2 separate regions of the Homo sapiens genome follow, and region 1 is linked to region 2. The links are chromatin contacts, found by Hi-C or POLR2A ChIA-PET in ENCODE. All regions are on one chromosome and are shown on one strand. The core of a region is the stretch at or near the end of the contact, and the rest is flanking DNA. Distances in the headings are between cores, read along the strand shown. Region 1 overlaps MDFIC (MyoD family inhibitor domain containing). Region 2 overlaps MDFIC (MyoD family inhibitor domain containing).

Evidence for each region. Hi-C counts contacts between places; a loop is a spot of excess contacts on that map. ChIA-PET counts read pairs that join two places held with the same protein, here RNA polymerase II (POLR2A). Pooled maps may share reads with other maps.
Region 1: a map of psoas muscle shows a loop between it and region 2 (2.0-fold over the local background). The contact joins two enhancer-like sites. A Hi-C loop is called at or near these places in 8 of 168 maps with a recorded cell type or tissue (B cell, CD4-positive, alpha-beta memory T cell, CD8-positive, alpha-beta T cell and 5 more), 20 of 37 single-sample maps with no recorded cell type and 7 of 50 pooled maps. POLR2A ChIA-PET finds 5 or more read pairs at or near these places in 1 of 52 experiments (CD8-positive, alpha-beta T cell).

Annotation. Positions count from the first base shown.
Region 1 is chr7:114,977,625-114,981,652 of GRCh38, forward strand. MDFIC (MyoD family inhibitor domain containing) reads left to right here. Exons shown (of 5, transcript NM_001166345.3): 4 at 1,882-2,157. Among named protein-coding and RNA genes, the nearest start is that of MDFIC, 58 kb to the left of the region's middle. Within about 2 kb of position 1,952, at least 8 of the 41 ENCODE cell types and tissues checked have a DNase peak (open chromatin) inside an H3K27ac peak, as active enhancers do; they include heart right ventricle and psoas muscle, where a contact is called at or near this core.
Region 2 is chr7:114,943,058-114,947,138 of GRCh38, forward strand. All of the region lies in intron 3 of MDFIC (MyoD family inhibitor domain containing), which reads left to right. Among named protein-coding and RNA genes, the nearest start is that of MDFIC, 23 kb to the left of the region's middle. Within about 2 kb of position 1,779, at least 17 of the 41 ENCODE cell types and tissues checked have a DNase peak (open chromatin) inside an H3K27ac peak, as active enhancers do; they include heart right ventricle and psoas muscle, where a contact is called at or near this core.

The DNA.
Region 1 (4,028 bases), core at 702-3,201, 35 kb after region 2:
CCTAACTCCATGAGTGTGACCAGAATGCTGGACAACACAACACAACAGGTGAATATTCACATTTGTTTTATGATTCATTGTCTAAAAAATCATATTTGTTTGTGCTTATGCTATTAAAACAGTCTCCTCTATTTACACTTTAAATAAAAAGTTTTGTTTTTTATATATAGGCATTTAATACATTTGGAATTTACATGTACTAATTATATTAAGTATACTATACCCAAATATTAATTGTATAAATATTAACATTTATATAATTAATTATATTTTATTTATATATTTTATATATCACATAAATATTATATATGTATTATATAATAATTACATAATCAACATAATTATATTAGATTATATTGATATAACCATTAATATTTATATTAATATTATTATATTAATTGGTATAATAAAATAATTATGCATATTATTTATATTGTACCCAAATATGTAGGTGTGTGCATGTCTACCTTATATTAATATATGAGTCCCATATTTGGGGCTCAATAATTTCATAAGCTTCATTGGCTTGTATGTCTATGCCTGGTCCAATGCTGTACTGCTTTAGGTGCTGTGATAGAAATATCTCATACATCAAATCCTACAACCCTCTTTTTCTTCTAAAAATTTCCTTGGTCTTTCTTGATTACTCTTCCATATACATTTTTGGATCAGCTTGTCAAGTTCCATAAACAAGCCTGTTGGAAATGTTATGGAAATGGCATTAAATAATAAATCGGAGAGAATTAACATAATTAACATATTTATACTCTCTCCACTTATTTGGGTTTTTTCTATGACTTTCAGTAGTGTTTTGTAATTTTTGCCATAAAACCTCTGCCCATTTTTTTCTAGTTTAATTCCAAAATACGTATAGCATCTTTTGTTTGTTTGTTGGCTTGTTCTTTCTTTTTTTGCTATTGTGAAGAGTTATTTTTCTTGTTTATTTGTTAATCGGTTATACTCTTTGCTTACAGGAGCATTGTTGATTTTATATGGTTGTGTATCAATCTTGCTACATTTTTAGACTTTCAGTTTTTATAGTCTTAAACTTAGATTATATATATACTATATATTTGAATGTTCCCCAGAACATCCAAATCTGTGCACATCTCAAAAATTTTGTTCATTCCTGTCTAGAAGTCAGACCTATTAAATTTCTTTGTCTTGTTTATTGCTTGTACTATGATCTCCTGCACAATATTGCATAAGTCACGTAAGGGTGGGCATTTGACATACTTCTAAAGTCCTGACATTTAATTTTGGTAGATATGTTTTATTAAAGAAATTATCTTGTATTCCTAATTTTTCATAACTTGTTTATTTAAAAATCAAATTAAAGAATAAATATAGAAAAGATTTTCTTCTGCAGGATTCACAATGGGATTTTTTTTAAAAACACTGTATTTTTCTTTGTATTGTCTGGCTTTGAATACCAGAACTTATCATTTCTTTCCTTTTATTTGAAAAGACAATTGAGTAGTTTGTTATTAGTAGTAGTATTGAGATAACACTGTTGTGTCTATGCACAAAGAGGGCTCAGCATATAGAAAATAATCAACATTCTCTGAATGAGTCTTAAATTACCTTTTCAGATTTCTAACTTAAATTTTCTTTAAAACCGCCCAAAACAGTATTTCTATGGTCTACTTTTTATATCCTTGTACAAACCCACTTTTGATGACCCCGTTCCCATTTTCCATTTTAGTAAATTATACTTTCTCTATGTCTATGTTAGTATTTTTCTTTCTTTTCTTTGTTGCCTCTTCAGTGTTAGTATTATGGGTAAAACCCCAAATCTCTGTTACTGAATGTATTTTCATTATTTTAAAATATTAATTTCTTTTTCTTTAACTGGCTGACTTTTTCCTGTTTTTAATTTAGCCCAACCTCAGCGCTTGCCTCAGCTTCAGACTTCAGCCCAGGTGCCAAGTGGTGAGGAAATAGGCAAGATAAAGAACGGCCACACAGGTCTGAGCAATGGAAATGGAATTCACCACGGGGCCAAACACGGATCCGCAGATAATCGCAAACTTTCAGCACCTGTTTCTCAAAAAATGCATAGAAAAATTCAGTCCAGCTTGTCTGTAAACAGCGATATCAGTAAGAAGAGCAAAGTAAATGCTGTCTTTTCCCAAAAGACAGGCTCTTCACCTGAAGGTAAGTTTGAGATATATGTAGATTTTATTTGACCAGATGTAAAATAATATTTCCTGGTAATTATTTGATCAAGCATATATAATTGAAGAATCTTGCTTATCCTTCAGACAAACAGGAATTTTGGTAAAATGCAGATTAACTTTCCCAAAGGAAAGCACAAGATAGAAAAGGAAGCAGTGGCAGCTGACATCCTGCTTTTAGATAATCGTCTTCTAGAGTGAATAGTCATTACTTTAAATATAACTGCTATACTTCTTTTTTTAATGCCACATTTAAAAATATAAATACAACATTTTGATGGCATACATGAGTGTGTGTGTGTATTTTTATCCCTCCCTGATGCAATATGTTATTCTATAGTTCAGAGATAAGATTACCTGCTTGTATTTTTGTCTTGCAAATCGGTTCTTAAATAGACAAAGCTAAAATGAGAGAAAGATTAGGTAATTTTCATGCTCTTGCCAGGGAATAGGCCAGGTGATTTCTGTTGCTTGACTGACCAGCATCTTCCAGCCGCCACGTTGGCCAGCACCTGCAACCATCTCCACTCCCATCCCATTTCAGCCTCACTGTGGTCTGGTCTTCACCTCCTCCTTTAGAGACACTTGGCTGTGTTCTCTGTCCCCTGGAGAACTAGTTATTACCTCTTCAGTTCTATCTCATCCTGCCCTTGGCTGGGTTAAAAGCAGGTTAAATACTATGAACCTGAGAAAGTTCTTTATTAATCAAATTGCACATGGTGACAATTAAAACAGACTCCCTTTACATGATTCATTGTATTATATTTCAAAAATAAAAATCTCCCATATTTAAGGATCCAAATTTCTTTCCATGTATCCATGGTTCTCTGGTTTTCCTCCTTTCCCCTTTTAGCAGTTATTGGATGTCTAAAGTCTTGAATCTGTTATATGTATCTGATATACATATATTTCTCCTTATTCCCCTTTCCTTTCTATTTTGCTATGAAATCTTAAGTAAGAGAAATTTTGTGGAATGCCTCTGTGAAGTTGGTCATGCTTATTCATAGAGACAAATTGAGTTGTAAATAGGAAATTGTATTGAGAATTACCAGTAATGAGTGGGAGAAAGGATATTGCATTTTGGCTACAGGTGTCTCAAACTCAACTGAGATAAAGTGTTAGGTTGATCAAATGATATGATAATAAATGGTCTGCATAGTTCCAGGTCAGTGACACTACTTTCCAAACTAATTAGATTGAAAGGGACTTGATTGACACTTTAAAATGAGTTTGACATGTAAGCTGCATGGTCATCTCTGAAGCATAGGTAGGCTGTTAACTAAACTGGCTCTCCAAGGAGTTGGGAAAGCAATGCAATTTTCTTTAGAGGATCTTCGCTTCTAGGTGATCGGGTGAAATAATTGAATGCAATTGAAATGTACTTGTTTTATACATTTGAATTCACTTATTACGTCCCTAACCTCTTATTTTCCATTTGATATTTACTTATTTTTGTATTAAAGAATGGTAACATTCGCATATCAGTCCTAACTTGAAATAGCTTATGGAATGTTTATAAATTTTTTTATTATTGCTTGCCTTTAATACCATGTCTGAATTTATTTGTAATGTAGGAATGCAGCTTCATAAGTAACATACGAAGGAGGAAGAAAATCACCGGTATATGAATGAGATACAGTTTTACTCTTCCTCTTTCTCTCCCTTCTCCTTTATTCTCCCCCTTCCCTCCCTCTTTTACTTTTTCTTTCTCTTCTCTCATGCTCACATTCACACTTATGGCCTACCACAGAGCTCTGGATAAGGGAAGTCCCTTGTAATCTGTGTAATCTGCTTTTATCACAAAATATGTTCCAGATTGGGTTGGAGACATGAGGAGCATAAAATACAAAT
Region 2 (4,081 bases), core at 529-3,028:
ACCTAGGTGTAAAGATTGCTGCTAAGCCACACCTGGAAGAGCATAGGGAGTAAATCTTTTGATATTCCCCTTTGGAGTAACCAAAATACCATGTTTCCTTCTCAGTTTTTCAGAGTGGATGGAGGAGAATTTACTTCTGGGATCAAATGTTTATTTTATGTTTAAAAACTTATTTCTTTAGTTTAAGTAACTTCATACTATAGATCCTTTACAGTCTTCCACATTACACTTACTTTGAAACTTAGAACATTTCTTTCCTCTCTAGAATGCCACTACCTGTCTCTAACTGAAAACTAAACAAAATAAATTAGAAAAAAAAAGGAAGAGGGTCCAACTTAGGAGAAAATAAACAACAACAATAAAAACACTATTGAAGGAAATTTCCAGGTTTCAAACAAAAGCTCTAAAAATGAGTGTTTTAGGTTAATTTTAGGACCATTTTGGTTTTTATACACTTTGGTCTTGGAGAAGGGAGTAGGAAGGAAGGAAATGAGACTCAGGAATTAGTGAGGAGGAAGATTTATATAGCTTTATCCAAAGAATCATATAAACATTATTTCAAGTAAATATTTATCTGAAAAACATATATTGATTAGCATTTATCTAATATTGACTCTGCTATTGTGAAACACATGATTTTGTGGAATAACTGGCCTATGTTATCTCTGACTTCCTAGCAACCAGAGTTAGTGAGCACTAGAAGAAGTTCTAGAGACAATTTTACCTCTATCTGTTGGGAAGCAAAATGGTTTTCTCACTTTTTTTTCGGTGGTAACAATTTTAAGTGTGTGCTTCATTTAATTGGTTTATTTCCTTAATCTCTTTTCCTAGGGCCCACAATAGGAAAATGTGAATAAGATTTCTTAGAACAACAGCAACAAAAAAGACAAACACTATTAAATAAGAATATGGAGAGTCATGCTAATGTGTTAAATTTGTTTATATTATTTGGTGAAGCTCATATTAGTCATAGAATCCATACCATTAAAAAGAATGAATTAAAATGATTTACTCTACGGTTTCATTGGTTAAGTGGGTACCAATCTAATATATTGTAAATTGCATGAGTTTCTTTATTGAGATAATGACGTACCCTGTGCCATGGGACTTTGGAACATTAGGAAACCACTGTCTAGTTTCTTACTAATATTCACTGAAGGAATGAAGAGATACAGAAATTTACACCCCCTCTGAAAGGGCTGCTGGGGAAACTGACAGTTTGAATGGATTTACAAAAGATACTGGCCAAAGATAGCAATGCCACTCCTGCCTGAAACATAAGCTGGCAAATATTTCCAAATATTTGTGGGTGAAATCTGACTCTGAATTTTGATTATAAATTTCAAAAACTCCATTTTTGTTATTTTCCCAGTCACACTTTTCTAGACAAAGTCTACTTTGTTGGATCAACAGAAAAAATTTGATATCTGGATTTTGCAGAAGTGGAACATTTTATATCATCTTTAAAACTGACTCAATTCTGGATAGCATTTGAAAGTTTTGTATTGTGGTAGCTTCTGCTATTCCAACTCCTTTGATATTAAACTCTCAGAGCTGCCTGACTTTCCTTCTTTGGCCTTCCCCACAGAGTCATTGGCCATCTCTGTGTAATTTAGTCTGTCTGTCTTAACTCTGAAGTTAGGAAGATGTGTATTTTCCTCTTGCTTAAGCATCTCGCACATTTTGGGGGCCCAGAAACTCTTTTGTAATAACAATAGGCCCTGGAAAAGGAGACTCTGGCTCAGAGCTTCATGGGAGGAGGGGAACATCTGTGTTGAGTCAGGCCCGAGCTGGCTCCGATTCCAGGAGTCCTGTGTGGCTCTCTGAGCACCGTGGAAGAAGCGGACAGCTGGCTCTCACGGAATTGATGTTAGTGTTCCCACTGTAGCGCGAGTTTGGCTGAATAGAGGGATCATCAGAAAAATGAGGCTGGCTGGGGTGTGGGAACATTTTCAAATGCACAACCCACTCTTTTTCCAAACTTCCATGGGGCAGCTCAGCTGCATACGCAAGAAGTGAAGGAGACAGACGCGGTCGAATGTGACTTCTTTTTCTTTATTCTTGAAAGTGGTTAGTGAGGGCTTGGCAGCTCGTGTCTCCGTTGTGCCGGATGGCTGCTGCCTTCTTTGCCGGACACTCAAGGCATAATTTATAGGGGACTGTTAGCTGTCAGTGTAATGAGGCTGTTTTTACTTTTCTTTGCTGAGAATAACTGAGCTCTGGAAAGTCAGGGAGTGGCTGCTTTGGAAATTGTATTCTAATTAAAGGGTGTATTCTCAGGCCTCATAAGGGATATTCACGCTGAGAATAATTTCCAAATTATTCTATGAACTTTAACCCTGACCTTAGCGGACTACCTGCTTGAACTCATACTTGGTTCATGCTCTACACAGAAGTTTGTACTTAGTCTGCTTTCCCTGGTCCACGTAGAAAACATTGCAGGTGGAAGACCTGGGGTATTATGGTTTTTCAGGGTGCGGATTTCAAATTGGTTGCCCTTGAATTGCTAACATATTACAGAGAATACATTATGGAAGTAATAAATAAAAAGAAGAAACTCATATGGAATCAAACATTTCGAATAAATAGGCCACACACAATCTGGTCAGAGAACGCACATTTTGGTTCTCTTTCCTATGAAATTTAAATTTAAAAAGACAATTCCAACCACTTAAATTTGTTTAAAAATTTCCAAATCAAATTAGTAAAGAATTAAAAACAATGGAGGTTTTATGAAAAAAGTTTATAATTGGAAATTCTCTTTTTTTATTTTATGACTTTTTATCCTTTTTACATTTCAAAAGGCTTTTATACTCTTAGAACATAATTTGGTGTATAATTTAATTTCTGAAAGGTGGCTTAAATTTTGGAATTTATAAGAGCACCAACTAAGCCTTTGGCTTTTCCCCTCAGATTAGCGTATATGGTATAATTGAAGCTATGCCCTGTTTTAATTGTCACTATTCCTCTGACTTAGTAAAATAAATGTTACAGTGAAGCGACACCATCAATTAATATTAATTTTTCTATTTAACCCGTAATATGCATAAACTGATAACAGGCAATAGGCAACATTTCATGTTTTAATTAGACAAGAAAAGGAACAGAAGCAACAGAAGCAACATTTTGATCTCAGTCTTTGCGGGGATTTCTAAGGTAGGAAGAAGAGTGTGTGTGTGTGTGTGTGTGTGTGTGTGTGTTACTGTGCTTACACTCAGGCATGTGTAATATTTTCCTTTAATTTAGGTCAAATTCTACTATTCTAATTATTTCCTATAGAGAGCTTACATTTTTCTTTGTTCCTCTTTATAAAGTGCCTCAGGTCTCTATCTCAGGTTTTTCTAGGTCTTTCTGAAAATTCTTATTACTTAACTTTATCCTTGGACATTGCTTTTACATAAACGTCTGCTAATTCTAAATGTCATTACTTAACTCCAGAAATTTTCCTTAGCTTCTCTTCTGAAATAAATTTCCCATTAAATTAAACTATTTTGTTCAGCTAATTCTCTCCTTTGTGATTTTATAGAATTCCCATGATCTGAAGCAAAGTTAAAATGCTCTACTTAAATGGTAATCCCCATTCTATTTAACCCATTTATTCATTTTGAAGAGTTTTTAGCTCTCATAATAGTAAGCACTTAATTGGCAGTAGAACGCAAGCTCTTCTCCGGCTCACACTTGCTCACCCTTATGGAGCTGCCGTATCATGCCTTTTCACTCATCTTGCTGCTTGAAACCTTTCTCTTGGCATCATCTGCAATTGCTCTCAACATCAACAGGCTCTGTTATTCGGAGCTCTATTATTTCTTTTCCTAGCCTTTGCCAACTTAATGCGGATCACCCCTTAATGCATACCATTTCATCACTTTAGGGAATGCCTCCTTTATGTAAAATACTGAAAGAAAAGCAGATACTCAGGTGTGCTATTTATATACTTAGAACATTTTTACTTTGTTGGTAAGCAAAGAGCATTAAGAGGTTTGTATTAAGTTTATTTCACAGCTCTCATTTGATGGCACATTTCAGTAAGTGTTAATTTGGATTTCTTTAGAATTCACTTTATATGGAAAAGGTCATCAAC